Regions from separate parts of the Mus musculus genome. Here region 2 is linked to region 1. Evidence: chromatin contacts called from ENCODE Hi-C or POLR2A ChIA-PET data. All regions are on one chromosome and are shown on one strand. The core of a region is the stretch at or near the end of the contact, and the rest is flanking DNA. Distances in the headings are between cores, read along the strand shown. Region 1 holds the start of Fam120a (family with sequence similarity 120, member A). Region 2 holds the start of Ippk (inositol 1,3,4,5,6-pentakisphosphate 2-kinase).

What was found. A loop is a pair of places that touch in the nucleus more often than their neighbours do. ChIA-PET counts read pairs that join two places held with the same protein, here RNA polymerase II (POLR2A).
Region 2: a loop to region 1 is called in a map of T-helper 2 cell, with 3 times the contacts of the local background. The contact joins the promoter of Ippk here to the promoter of Fam120a in region 1. A Hi-C loop is called at or near these places in 1 of 37 maps with a recorded cell type or tissue (T-helper 2 cell). POLR2A ChIA-PET finds 5 or more read pairs at or near these places in 1 of 5 experiments (embryonic stem cell).

Annotation. Positions count from the first base shown.
Region 1 is chr13:48,964,518-48,971,694 of GRCm38, forward strand. Fam120a (family with sequence similarity 120, member A) reads right to left here and starts at 3,543. Exons shown (of 18, transcript NM_001033268.3): 1 at 2,838-3,543. The coding sequence starts at 3,311. It overlaps Fam120aos (family with sequence similarity 120A, opposite strand), which reads left to right and starts at 3,595. Exons shown (of 2, transcript NR_015601.1): 1 at 3,595-4,087; 2 at 4,421-5,388.
Region 2 is chr13:49,418,481-49,425,657 of GRCm38, forward strand. It overlaps Ippk (inositol 1,3,4,5,6-pentakisphosphate 2-kinase), which reads left to right and starts at 2,762. Exons shown (of 13, transcript NM_199056.4): 1 at 2,762-2,986. The coding sequence starts at 2,906.

The sequences.
Region 1 (7,177 bases), core at 2,293-4,792:
ACTAGCTCCTCCGGAGGACCTGAGTTCAATTCCCAGCAACCACACGGTAGCTCACAACAATCTGTAACTCCGATTCCAGGAAATCCAACGTCTTATTCTGACCTTTCAAGGCACCAGGCACAAAAGAGGTGCACAGACATAATGCAGGCAGAACACCCAGAAACATTATAAATAAAATAAGGACCACCCAATTCCAGCTGCTCGCCCATTCTGGAAGATAGTGATAGTGCATCACTGGTTAAGTATCTGTGAGCCTCCAGAAAACATTTAAAAATCCAACACACAGACACACACATTGAAACATACACTTTCTTAAACAGAGACCACCGAAGATAATTTTTATGACTCCAAAATCATCCTTTTTAAAACATACACAATCATTACTTTAAACACTATCTTTAGTTTAATGTGTGAGAATGTTCTGCTTGCTTGTATGCACCTGTGCCACTTTCCCGTCTGGTGCTGTGGAAGTCAGAGGAGGGCTTCAGATGCCCTGGAGCTGGAGTATTAGATGATCAGGAGCCACCACGTGGGTGCTGGGAATCATGTGGGCCCTCTGCAAAAGCATGTGCCCTAACCACAAAGCCATCGCCCAGGCCCGCAAATCACCCTTGTGATACTGCACTACCCTCAGGGATGCTGAAGTACACAGGACTGCTCTCTTGTTTTAAAATAGTTCCCAGAATTCTGTCTCTGCTTTTTACAGCTTCACATCTTCTCTCTGGTGCCACCTTTTGCTATTAATGGAGCTCCTGCCTCCAGCAAACTATCTTTTTCACCTCTCCTCAGAGTTGAGAAAGTGGACAGCCAGGATTGCTAGAATTGCATCTACAAAGACTAGAGAAGGCTGAGAGACAGAGCAGGCAGGAAAGGCAACACTGTCTCAGGAGTGCACACACACACAACAGATATAGAGACAAGGACAGACAGAGGAGACTCTAATCTGAAGTAATATTCAATCTTTTATTGAATGTCTCTGCTGACTAAAAATACAGCCCTGTGCAGTTAGCAAAAGCAGGTAAAATAAAACTCTTTTTGTGTCTTAGATGTTACTTCCCATCACTAAGCAACACTAAAGCAGGTCCATTTCCAGGCTGTCCACTAGAGGTAGATCACAGAGCAACAGCTTTGCTTTCCCCCTCTGAGAGCCCCAGGCTACAGAGAAAAAGTGAGAGGCACACACTGCCTCTCACACGAACTCCCTAAGAAATGTCAGGCTGTGTATCTGCCATATTCCTGGGCCAATCACCAGGCATCCAGCCACCCCCACCCACACACTTAAACACAACTTCACCAATTGCAACAGGACCCTGGGTGGGACTTCCGCAATCATTTTAGGCTTAACTACCACCATCACCACTGCCAGCAGGGATGGTCAGGAAGAGGGAGACATGCTAAAAGTTGTAACTCAAGCTCAGTTTCCAAAGAAAAGAGCAAGTTGGAAGACAGTAGCAAGTCTTAAAAACTCAAACAGCCTCACCCCTCCCCAAAGAAGTGTTTAAAAAAAAAATCATGAAAATGCAAAGCTATTCAAAGTTGAGGATCAGTTAGGTGCTCGGCTCTCAATCAACCTCGGAGCCCTTAAGTTCTCTGGCCCAATTCTGGCTGCAGAACCTTCTGCCAACGGGACAGCAGAGGGCTAACATGTGGAGCTCTCCCTCCTTACCCACCAATCAGGGCTAGTGAAGGTCACTCAACACTTCCTGTGCAGCAGAAAAACAGCTCTCACAAGCTCCTGCCTATGCCAAACGACCCCCAAATTCTTCTTCCTGGTCCTAATTGCTACCTTCATAGTAGACATACAGAACTGAACCACTTTAAAACTCAGAGAACTGACAAGAGCCCATCTCATCAAATTCACAGTACCATGAAATCTAAAACCAAAACGTTACCATAGACAATTTCTCCAAACATCTCATTTTCAAAGGTAGAAGAGCAGGGCATCTGCCTTGAGAATTAAGAGATCAGCCCTGGTTTATAACAAGGTTCCTTCCTCTCCCACAGCTTTGGAGGCTCTGTTTTCAGCTTCCTGTGCCTAAGGTCCTGGCAATATACTCTCATTATTTATTCTCCAGACTTCCAAGATAAACCTGTTGCTGGGAAAGAGTGGGTTAATTTCGACAGATGGGTATATGCTTAAGGATAAGGCCAGTGGGTAGCCTGTCGGCCTCTCAGGGGAGGAGAAAGACTGAGGATGTGGGAGACGACACCACCGATCCCACTTTGGGTGAGGGTCTATCCACCAGCCTCAAGTGTCATATGAACAAGTCTATGGGCCCACAGAGGCCAGAGAGTAGGGAGGAATGTGGTGGGTAGACTTCAACCACACCAGGCCTAAAGGCCCGGGCATCCATCTTGCTCTAGGGCCCCTCTGCCTAGCTTGCATCAAGCCTGGGCATGGTGACACGCTATGTCCCGAGAGGGGCCCTGAGAGACACTGAAGCCTGCTGAGGCCTTCCACGGGCAGGGGCACCCAGGACTCACTCTGGGCTAGGCTGGGCTTCCCGGAACTAGTTCAGCGCTGACAGTGACCTAAGAGACCTCCCAAGTCCAACCCAAATCCAAGCCCAAAAAGACCCTAGGCCAAGCCCCAAACCCCTGGGCCAAGGAACCTCAGACTCAACTCTGATCGCTACCCAAGCAATCCCAGGCCCAGCCCGAAGCGCGAAGAGGCCTGTAGCCCAACTGTGACTCCTGTCCAAGTGACCCCAGACCCCAACCCTGACCCAAACCCGAAGGGAATCGGTCCAAAGGGCACCAGGCCCGATCCTGACTCAGGCCCAAAGAGACCCCAGCCCCAGCCCTGGGAGACCCCGGCGAACCGGCTGCAGCCGCACCTTGACGTGGAAGCGGATGAGCGCCAGGCGGATGCAGTGGGCCATACAGACCGGAGGCAGGAACCAGACCTTGGGCGGTGGCGTGCCCTTGTTCTGGACATGGCTGACGATCTGCTGCGCTGTCTGGCGCTCGTTGCCCTGCCGCTTGACCCACTCGTGCAGCCGGGCCTTCTCGAGCGCGCCATTGAAGAAGACGAAGAGCTCGATGTTGCCTCCGAAGCAGGCCTTGGCCAGAGCCGCCAGGTAGCCGAGCATGTGGTTCCACTGGCCGCCGCTCACCCAGTCGGTGTAGAAGCCACCGTACAGGCGATGCAGGCAGTTGTCGGCATCCACCAGCAGGCGCAGCGGGGTCTGCGGGGGCCGCTGCCGCCCGCCGCCCACCAGGCTGCCCCGGGCCAGCTTCTGCAGCTCCACCGGCACCACGGCGCTCGGACAGTGCTTCTCGATGTAGTCCTGGAAGCCCTGCACGCCCATGGCGGCGGCGGCGGGGCGCGCGCGCGCGGGCGGCGGCGGGGCCGGCGGCGGCGGGGCTGGGGGCGGCAGGGCCGTGGCGCGGCCGGCGGGCGCGGGCAGCCTCAGGGCTGGCTGGGGCTGGCCGGGGGCGCGCTCACGGCCGCCGCGGCCGCCATGTGCTGCCGCCTCCCAGGGCCATGTCTGGGGAGGGACCTGCGCCGCCGCCGCGCTCTGCGAGGCCGAGGCCGAAGCTGGGCCGGGCGGGGCGGCGCTGACGTCGGGCCCGCCCGCGCGGACGCGGGAGGCGGAAGAGGCGGCGCCGGGGCCGCGGCCGGGCTCCCGGGGCGGCGGCGGCGGGGCGGAGAAGGCGGAGCGCTACTCGGCTTGTCGGGCCCTTTAGGGGGCCGCAGCCGGGCGGGTTCGGGGAGGCGCCTGGGCCCGTGCAGGCCGCGCCCGGAGGCCGCGGCCTCCGAGGCTGGCTCCGCCCCGCTCGCGGCTGCGGGCCCGGTAGGCGTGGCCGGCAGCCAGCGCTCCTCCTCCGCCGCGTGTGTCGCGCGGCGGGGTTAGGGGGAGCCTGGAGCCCGGGAGCGCGAGCCGCGGAGGAGGACGGCGGCGACAAGATGGCGTCGCTCCCGGGACGGGACGGCGGCTTCACGGCCTGGTGTCGGGACCCGGCTGAGGAGACTCCCCGAGAGGGGCAAGCCTCCCCGGCGTGCGCCGCCCTCCGGAGACGAGCGGACGTGCGCTGCCTCCAGGGGCTCGGGCTGCGAGGGTCCGGCTAAACCCAGGCGCCGACGGTACGTATGCTGAGCCAGGACCAAACGTTCTGAAGGAGAAGCTGTCCGCTGGGGACCTGGGCACGTAGCTCAGTTGGCACAGTGCTTGTCTGGGATCTTCGATCGCCCAGGGTTCGATTCCCGCGTGTTGCTTAGGCCGTAATCCCAGCATTCTGAAGTGGAGAGTAGAGGATCAGAGAAGTTCAAGGTCATTCCATCCAATTGGAAGCCAGCCTGGGCTACATGAAACCCGCCTCCCGCTCCCCCTTCCCCCAAGAAAAAGGAGCGGTTTTTTTTGTTTGTTTTGTTTTGTTTTTTTGCTTACCTTCAATTTTTCATCTGTTCTTTTTCTAGACAAGCCGCTGCTGGAGCGGGGTGCACTGGACACAGGAGTGACCCATCCATCGCACAGAACACCAAGTTCATGCAGACTCAAAGCCCCCCATCAGAGTCTTCGAGAATAGGCAAACTGAATTCTATAGTTTCTTTTAATTTTTTTTTCTTTTAAAGACTATTTTTATTCTTTGACAGTTTCATGCGTGTATACAATGAACTGTGATCATAACACCCCATTCTTCCACCAATCTCAAACACAGGCTCCTGTGATGTAGACAGATGAAATGCGCTTAGGGCCTTGATGGATTTTCCTTAATTTTTTTAAACCCGATACGTTATGCCACTTATGTATAAAATTAGTGATGAGGCCACTAGTCCGCCTAGCTGAGTAGAAAACTTAATCCCAGAGTAAGTAATTCCATGTCATTTAGAAATTAAGATTACACTTAAAGCCTCACTAAATAATAACATCCCCCAAAATAATCAAGTTTTATGTAATTCACAGCTAGTATACAAGATTGCACATGAATCACTTGTATTTTCTTAACAAGATTACATTCCATATATATTTCATTCACTTGTTTAGGTTTGTGTTTATTTTTGTTGTGGTTTCTTGTTTGCTGGCCTGCTTGGGCTAGCCCTTTGCCATCCTGACTGCCTGGCCTGTTTTTTATTTCTTTTAAACATTACTGCTTTTATTTATTTATTTTAAAAAGGGAGAGGGGAGAAAGCTTTTGTGCTAGCACCCATGATTTTGGAATTAAGCATACATTTTATTTTAAGACCGTAGGATGGTGATCCTTCTAAAAGAAAGTATCACTCTCCTTAAGAGAGCCTTGGCTTTCTGTGGCCTCCCAGGTTGTTATACAGATGTTAGCAATGCCAGCTTTTGTAGTCACTTCTGTACTCTGTGATTGTATAGACTGTGCTTTGGAATTTTGAGAACTTTAAAATTCATTTTCATAATAAAAGCCCTCAAAATTTCATCATGCTTGCTTTCCCTGTTTAACTGTGTATGCCCTCCAAACTTATTAATGATTGGGAAATTGTTTGGCTAACAACGCTATAAAGAAAATTCAGGAGTTGAGTGATGTTTAAATTTTCTAAATATCTAAATCCTATTTGAAAAATACTAAATCTTAGAGTCTGCTTGGGAATACAATATGATTAGGGACTTTTTTTTCTCCATTTAGGGCTGTATTAGAGAAACTTTTCATGAAGTGATTACCACACTACTGAGGGGAAAAATAAATGAATAATACTGCATGACCATAGACTTCCAAGAATTCTCACCCTTTTAATTCCAGAACTCAGGATGCAGAGGCAGGTGGACCTGGGTGAATTGAAGGACAATCTTCTGTACCTAATGAGTTCCAGGTCACCAGTGCTACACAGAGAGACAGAGAGACCCTGTCTCCCCGACTGCCTCCAAAAAAAAAAAAAGGATTATGACTACTAGATTAATAGAGAGAGCCAGCCAGCCACAGAGCACAGAACTTAAGCAGGCGGGGGCGGGGGGGGGGGGGGGGCGGGAGTTTACTCTCAGCATTTCAACTTGTTTCCCATCGGCTAATTTACTTACAGCTTAAAGCAGGAAAATGTTGCCCTTTTTTTGGTTTGGGAGTTGGGGTTGGGTTTTGGGAATTTTCGAGGTTTCACTCATAGCCCAAGATGCCCTGGACCCCACTGTGCAGCCAGCCAGCCTCAATATACAGCAATCATCCTCAGCCCCCTGAGACCTGGGATTGCAAGTGCAGGGCATGTTGCCCGCCCAACATGATGCCTACCCGACACGCCCCGAGATCAGGAGGAGAGATCAGGAGGAGACACGGTATTCCCGCTGGGGTTTGATTCCTGGGGTGTGCCTAGCCCTAACCTGTGCCTGGGTGCGACTTCAGAGTCCCCACAGAGCATGCGCACGCTTGGTCTGCATGCAGTCTCAGGCTGTTCTAGTCTGGGGGCTTCTGGTACTCTGGGATTAAGCTTTCTACTCAGCTAGGCGGACTAGAAATGTTCTCTTCACAGCTGCGAATTCATTTTCGCTTTGAGCTGTTTTAAAAATACATTTTATGGGAAAGTAAGATTCTAACTTTTGGGTGTGTCTTAATTAGGCTTTCTCTTGCTGTGGTGGAACACCAGGACCAAAAGCAGCTTGGGTTGGAAAGTATTTCTTTCACTTACACTTGAGCTTTCCTTACTGAAGGGAAATCGAAGCAAGACCTCAAACAAAGCAGGCACCTAAGGCAGGAAGGAGCTAATGCAGTGGCTGCAAACGGTGACTGCTCATTGGCTTGCTCGGCCAGCTTGCTTTTATAACCCAACCACCAGGCCAGGAATGACTCCACCCACAAATGGCTGGGCCCTCCCACGTTAATCATTAAGAAAATGCCTTACAGACTTGTGTACAGCCTGATCTTGAAGAGGCATTTTCTCAGTTGAAATCCCTTCTCTTAGATGACTCTGGCTTGTGTCGAGTTGACATAAAACTAGCCAGTACAGCACAGATAAAGAGAAGAGTCCTAACCAGGTGGTGTGGTGCCCGCCTGTGATCCCAGCATTCTGAGTTCAAGGACAGCTGGGTCTATCTACAGAGTAGGTTCCAAGATAGGGCTAGACAGAGAAACCCTATCTTGAAAGACCAAAAAAGACGATGAAGAAAGAAAAGAGCAAATTCCTGGAATGGTTACTATGTGAAGAGCTACTTCCCATGTCAGCCATAAGTCCCTGCATGTCCTTGAGGCTGGAATTGCCCCTTGCTTGCCCATCTGTACTAAT
Region 2 (7,177 bases), core at 1,512-4,011, 450 kb after region 1:
CTGACTCTACCAAGCTGGACTGCTGGTGTATCTGTGAAGTTGTTTGCAAGTGGATCAAGCTGCTGCTGCTAACCTGTAAACTGAACTGCCGATTTCCAGACAACACAGATGGGAGTTGCTCCAAAGAACCTTTCAAGACAGGTCCACTTCTGTATTCTTTCTTTTCCACTACATCTGGTGGATGGTGGGCTACAAGGGAGGTTAAAGTGTCTTAAGAACTATCATTAAAAATAGGACTTGAAAAAGTAAAAGTTACAGGGCTGAGCTATTTTTTTTCTTTGATTGTTAGCCAGGGAAGTTCCTAACATCCTAAAACAATCCAGGCCATTGCCAGTGCTGTTGCTGGCACATGGGAAATAGATGGTAAAATGCTATTGCTGAAGACTTCACATGCTGATTGCAGGACATGCAGAATTCAAATGGGCTGAGCTGAAAGTTTCCTTCTTGCAGAGTGGTGTTTGGAAGTTCCATAAGTGCTATGTAGGCTGCTAGGGAGAATAGTCACAAATGGTCCTGCTAGTCTATGGACACCAGTGTTAATGCTACCTGGTACTGTTCTAATGGGTACAACTCATCTTCTGATTGTCTTTAAGTATTCCTCTACAGGAAGGAACTCATGTTGGTATTGTACCCGGGGAGGTCATAGGGCCCTTGTATGGAACTACTTCTATAGTTAAATGGGTATGTGCCTGTCAGATTTTCTGTTGAACATTTATGTGAGTACCTATAGATGACTGTGCTGTTAGTGTCAATTGTACAGAGAATTCCCCCCCCCACTCCCCCACACAGCCAGTAGAAGTTACTAGGAAGACAGCCCGTCAAGTTGCCAAGAATCAAGTGGCTGTTGCTATGGCATAGTGGTTCATTGCTCAGCCAAAATGAAAAGCAATCACCAAACATCTCTATTGCTTCCTTCAATGCTCAGAGAATACAGTAGAAGAGGGGGTGGGAGGAAAGCCTGAGAAAGAATGAAGTGCTGTGTACCCATCTTCGGAGCAAAACACAGACTTTGCCATCTTAATCAAAACAGCCGCCTCAGCTGCATGGGTTTCCAGGGGTTATCGAAGGTAGACTAGCTGAAGGAGAAACCCACTCAGCTTTTGAAGAGGAATGGATCTGTGCTAGGATGGGAGGGGTTTTTTGTTGTTGTTTTGTTTTTTTCAGTGCAGCTGGTTTGAGGTCTTCCACACTAATATAAATAACCCTTCACCCATGCTCCTCTAAGCATGACCTGTAAATTCATTTGGTTCACCAAGCTATACTTGGGTACATTCATTTCTGTGGTCTTGAAAGACCCCGAGAGGAGCCCCTCGCTCAAGTCTCGGGATAATAGCGGACCCCCAAGAACTCACAAAAGACCAAACTTGATGCAAACCACCTGAGGCTTTATTGGGGGGAAAGCCAGAGCTCTGGGGACGACTTGTATCCCACGCAGGGGTAGAGGAGTTGACCCCGAGGGGAAAGGGGTCCCAGTTTTTATAGGCCCTCACGGGGGGGGGGGGGGAGGAGAAGGGGGGAGTAGGGGATTTCCAGATCTAAACAATGTCTATTCTTAAGAAATGGGTATGGGAGGGGTACAAGGAAAGAGTCTGGTGCAGGTGGAGCAACTCTGGATTGGCCCGGCTGTGGTTACTGGGGAGATTTTTCGATTCTATCCCAGCAACCAATATCACAAACACCTCGCAGTGAGGTGCAGCAGTGGGCACACACCTGGGTTTAAGGAACGGTCAGAACATTGGCAGACACACGGGTTCAAGGCGCGGCCAGAGCATTGTGCACCTCTATTTTTCTAAATCAGTGAAGCTACTTTTACTAACAATGAAATCTATTTTGCCAATTTGAGGGCTTCTGTGACCTTTTACATTCTATTAGGATCTTTCAGTCTGTTGTTGGTGTCCTATTTAGAATGAACAGGTTTTTTTGTTTTTTTCCCAGTCTTCCTTGGAAAAATTAACACAAAAAAACCCATACTATCTGCCTGCATTAAGCTGGATTTTCTTCACATACACCAGTTACAGCAATATTCAGTGCTGTGGCCAAACAATTTAACACAAATATGAAAATTATGTTTGAGACAGGATCTCACTAAGTAACCCTGGCCGGTCTCGAACTCCTAGAAATCTCTTGCTTCCACATCCAGAATGCTGAGAGCATCACCATGTCCAGCCCCAAATCATTTTTAAGAGCACAAGGACCGCATATAATTCTTTAGGCAGCTCTACCAGGCAGGGCCAATCTTCCCCGCATTAAAGGATAAACTGAGGTCATTGCTTTCTGCTGGGATGGGGTGGGAGAGTCTATTGCCTCATCTGCATTTCTGGATGTCTTGGGGCAAAGGCTCCACGGTGAGGTTTCCTCGCCACGTTTCCCGGAGTAGTGTGAACACCACCTAATGGCTCTCTTGGCCGGAGCAAGGCCATTGAAGGTGCATCCCATTCTACAGATGTAAGCGGAGGCTCAGAGTCGCCCGGCGCCTTACTGCAGCCCCACGAAGATCCAGCCGTGGCCCTAGGACAGTGCGAGGGTGAGCGCCTCGGACTCGGGGCGCCAGGAAGCCGCCGGCCTCAAGGTCCGGGAGCAGATCCGGAAACCTCCCTTCCGGTTCCCAGGTCCGCGTTTCGGAAGTGAGTCACTCTGCCAGCACATAATATGGCTTCCACTCCACCTACCACCCTGGACGTCGAGGGTAAGGTGGGCGGGACCCGGAAGTTGACCGTTCTGGGAATGGCGGCCGCCGGGGGCGTGGCTTCCGGCGCTCCTTGCCTGCAAGTCGCCGCCGCTGAGAGCGCAGGCGGCAGCTGACAGGCGCTTTTCTTCAGACGGCTGCGGCGGGAGCCCTGCGAGGCGGGCGGCCTCCAGCTCTCGTCCCCACGTCCCGGCCCGCGAAGTTCCAGGGCGCCGGGGCATGGAAGAGGGGAAAATGGACGAGAATGAATGGAGTTACCATGGCGAAGGCAACAAGAGCCTTGTGGTGGCCCACGCGCAGGTGAGCGGCTGGCGGGCAGCCCGGCTCCGGGCCTCACCCGACGGCTCCCGAAGCTCTGTGCCTGGTACCGTCCAGGTACCCAGGTCGTGACTCTTCCTCCAGCTTCCGCCCGGGTGGTTCCCTGGCACCCCCACAGTACCCTCCTCTGCTCCATACTCATCCCCGGCACCCCTAGCTCCGTTGGCTCCCCTTTCCTCCTAGTGTCCCTTCTCGGTTCTCTCTGTCCCGTCAGTACTCTTTCCTCATGCGCTGTGCGTGCCGCGTGGCCTCACACCGTGCAGCCTCCCCCGGGATGCTCGTCTTACTGTCAGGCAACGGTGGGCCAGAGGCTGAGCCTGGACCAGGGCCTGGGCAGCACAGGGGAAAGTTCCCAGAGTGCTGTCAGCCCACCGAGTGGAGTTCAGCCTCGAGAAACCACAGAGCTGGTGTTCTGCCTTGCTGCTGCGCTGTCAGGAACGGGGCGCTGCCACAGGTTCGCGTCCCGATCATATACTTTAAATGGTTTCTCCTTCGTTCAACTTGAAAGGCGGTTTCAGAAGATGTAGTCCTTTCCAAGGAGGCGAATTTAAAGGAAGAGAAGCATATGGATGGATCTGTGTGCAGCCCCAGATTTCTCTGACATTTTGCTGCCTGATTACAAGCTAGCAGGAATGTGGTGGGCTGGGGGAGTAGAAGGCGGGGAGGTGTCATGTGAGAAGGTTAATAACTCAGGGAGCTGGGGTGATTCACACCTCCACCACTGAGAAGCAGTAGGCTGCATTAGGAAAGTGAAGAGAGGAATAGGATGTACTTTTGTCTCTCTGAAGTTCAGATTGTATGGAGCTGTACTGAGTGTTGAGCAGCCTAGAGCTTGGGTCTTGTGTCTAGTTGGCACCTCTGACCTCCTGGTGTATTTGTTCAGAATGTAGACTGAAGAGGAGAAGGCCCCTCTTGGAAGTGTTTTAAGGCCTTTTGTGACCAAGGAGTGCTAATGTAAGTGGGGTGGAGAAACTCTGCTCCCTTCGGTCCTGGGCATGTCTGTAGTCCCCCTTCTCCTTTGAGAGCAGGTGAGCTTTGTTTCTCTGCTCAGCTTCCCAGGCCTGTCTCATCCAGTCCTGGAGAGAGGGAGGCTTTTACCTAGCCTCCCCAGGCATGCTCACTCTTTCTGATCGAGCATCAGTCACTGAGTTGAAAAGCTCTTCTAAAGTCCCCTGTCAGCCCTTCCTCCTCTGTAGCATGCATACACAGCTATCCTTAGGCCCATCCTGCAGGAGCTGGGCTGGGGTGGGGGAACTGGACATCCGTGCTGTCACTGCCACGTGCAGACGGATTGAGAGAGAAAATGAGCCTTCTGGGGACCTGGGGTCTTGGGGTAGAGGAGATCAGTGAGGGCTGCAGGAGTATATGGGGCATGCTTGGGTGCGCAGGAAGGTGGACCGCTAGCCAGTTTCACAGAGAAGAGTTGTATCAGGGTTCTCTGTCTCCCCTACCCCTAGCAACACCTCCAGAAGTTTCCACTGTTACTTGTCAGTCTGAGTTACGTCGTGATTTGTGACAGCTTTGCGGTTTGTCCATTCTCAGGTACGGTACCTTAAATCCCTGTCCACCTGGCTCAGCTAGCCCTCTGACCCACTCACTAGGCTGTCAGCCACCTGGTCACTGTCCTGTCTACAGGCTCAGGCATAGACCCCGAGGGCTCTTGGGCAGGAACTTGCTGCATTTTAGCACTGGTGGCCCTCCATGCAGCCTGAGGGTGTGACTTGAAGCCTGTGGCCTCCCTCAAGGCTACTGCAGCTTAACTGTCCTGAGGCAGCTGCATTTGCTTCCTTTACCTTCCTTTGGTTGGTTTTGGCTCTGGAGTCTTGTGAGCTCACTGTACATTTCATTGTCATTCAGTCTCTTACTCAGTTGTCCCGGGCACCTAGCCTTTTGGGTTGTGTTGGCCATGAGGTTCAGGGCAAACAATGTCCACTCCTATTATTATGCAGAGCTGTCATGTTTTCCTTCTTCTTGACAAAGGTATCGTGAAAGACTTGTTATTTAACTAACCTGCCCAGAAAGAACTTTTGTTGAGACTTGAAGAGAACTGCCCATTGCATGTTGGTCTAGTTTTAAAACCTTTCAGAGACCGAGTGGAGAACCTCAGGTCATTTCTAGAGCCTGTAGTGTCTGGGGCATGTGTCTGGAGTATTTAGGGCTGAACATCAAGCTGTAGGGATCATCTCACACTTTCTGTCTCAGTTTTGCGTTTTAGGATTTTTGATTTGTGGGTTTATGTTTTGCAATTTACTATTGTCTTATATGTCCAATTGAAACAGTTTAGATGGTCATTTTATTGTGGATGGATTTGTGAAAGTAGGTGAATAACCCTCAGTGTGGGGAAATGTTAGTAATGTTAATTGGGAAAAGAAAATTACAGACAGTGTGATTGTAATTACAACGACTAGAAGAAAATATGTCAAATATTGCCAAGTAGTTATCGCTTTTCAGTAGTATCATTTGATTGCTTACTTGAGAATGGATCTCACTGTGTTGCCCTGGCTGACCTCAAACTCTCCAGCTCAAGCAATCTTTTTCATTCTTCTGAGTATCAGGGTTACGGGCTGCCACTCCTGGCTCCTCATTTTGTTTTAAAAAAATATTTTCTGCACTGGTAAAGCCAAAGGCAGGAAGATATCTTTGAGTTTGGAGGTAGCCTGGTCTATGTAGCCAGTTCCAGGTCAGCCAAAGCTACATAGGAAGACTCTGTCTCATAAGAAGAAGAATCTAAAACCTTTTATGTTGAGTATATTTATAATCAGGAAGAAGGAGTTTTGAGTGTAGTTTAGCGTTAGACTGTGCATTTGCATGCTTGAGGCCCTGAGATCAATTTCCAGCATGAAAACCTTCGGGTTGAAAGGGACACATGTGTGAACTATGGAGTAGGACACAACATGAAAGACTGTATTTGATCACATTGAGATAACCCTGAGAGCCCAAGGGGAGCTATGGAGCCAGGCCAGCTCAGTGACCCTTCATGGGTAATGACCCTTACAGCATGTGAAAAGGACAAGAAAATGGAAAAAGTCAGTTTTTCAAAGTTTATCGTTTTGCATCTAATTTCTGTACTTCAAGAAATTGGAAGTGATAATAAAGATATTGTTCACAAAGATTTTCATCACAGGGTTATTTATGATAGCCTAGGTAGACATCTGGTTAATGCTAGAGGAATTATCCTCCTCTGTGGAGATAATGGAAGCACAGAGCTGATATTTTGTTTTTCCAACCTTGTGGTGTATCCCCAAGCCCTGGACCCATCTTCAGTATTCACCTAGAACTGGTTGAAAGAGTTTGAACTTTTTCTTGTTACTGGTATCTGTTAAAGAGATGTCATGTTCCACACGTGAGATGTGCAGGGGTGGTCTCTCAGACTGACGCTGCTGAATCTCTCTGTGAGGGTTGCTCTGGTCACATCCTGGCTCATTGCACATTCTCTCTTGATTCCTTACCTGGTGTTTGCCAGGTTAGAATTTATTTCCATTTTCCCTTTGGTGATGTCTAGTTTTGTGTTTGTCTTTCTGCATTTACATTGTCAGAGGTGACCTTCCCCCCTCCCTGACTCTTTCCTGTTTGGTTAAAATTCAGTCAGATTTCAGCACTCAGGTCATTTCTTTCTTCTGAGAGCAGTAATGCAGGAGGCTTTTGTGTGTCTAGAGAGCAAGACTTTGCTGTGCTGGTCCATCCATCATCGCAGCCTGGGTGGGCAATTCAAGGGCCTCTGATGTTTGCTTGTATTTCTCTGACTCTACCTGTGGCTTCTGAGAGCCTGACTCCTTTTCATGTTGGGGTTATTACACGTTAGGGTCGCTTAGCTGGCGTGGCCTGTCTCCATAGCTCCACAGGATCACATCAGTGTACGATACACTCTTCACTTTGTGACCTCCTGCCATGGTTCACTCTTGTGTCTTCTTCACCCTGGGAGGATGGCTGGGAGGTTGAGCTAGAGCTACAAAGGGTTAGGAAGGAGGTTGGACAAGGTGCCTCTTCCTACTGATGCCGATCTGCCTTGTTCTCTCTGAGGGTATTAGTTGTCACTGAGGCTAAGCTGTGCTGATGTGAATGCCTTAGCCTTGGCAGCCTTATTCTCAGGTCCTGGGGATATGTATTTGGCTATGTCACAGACATCAGTGGCTTGGCATCTCTTCCCTCTGGTAACTAGCACCGTAGATGTTT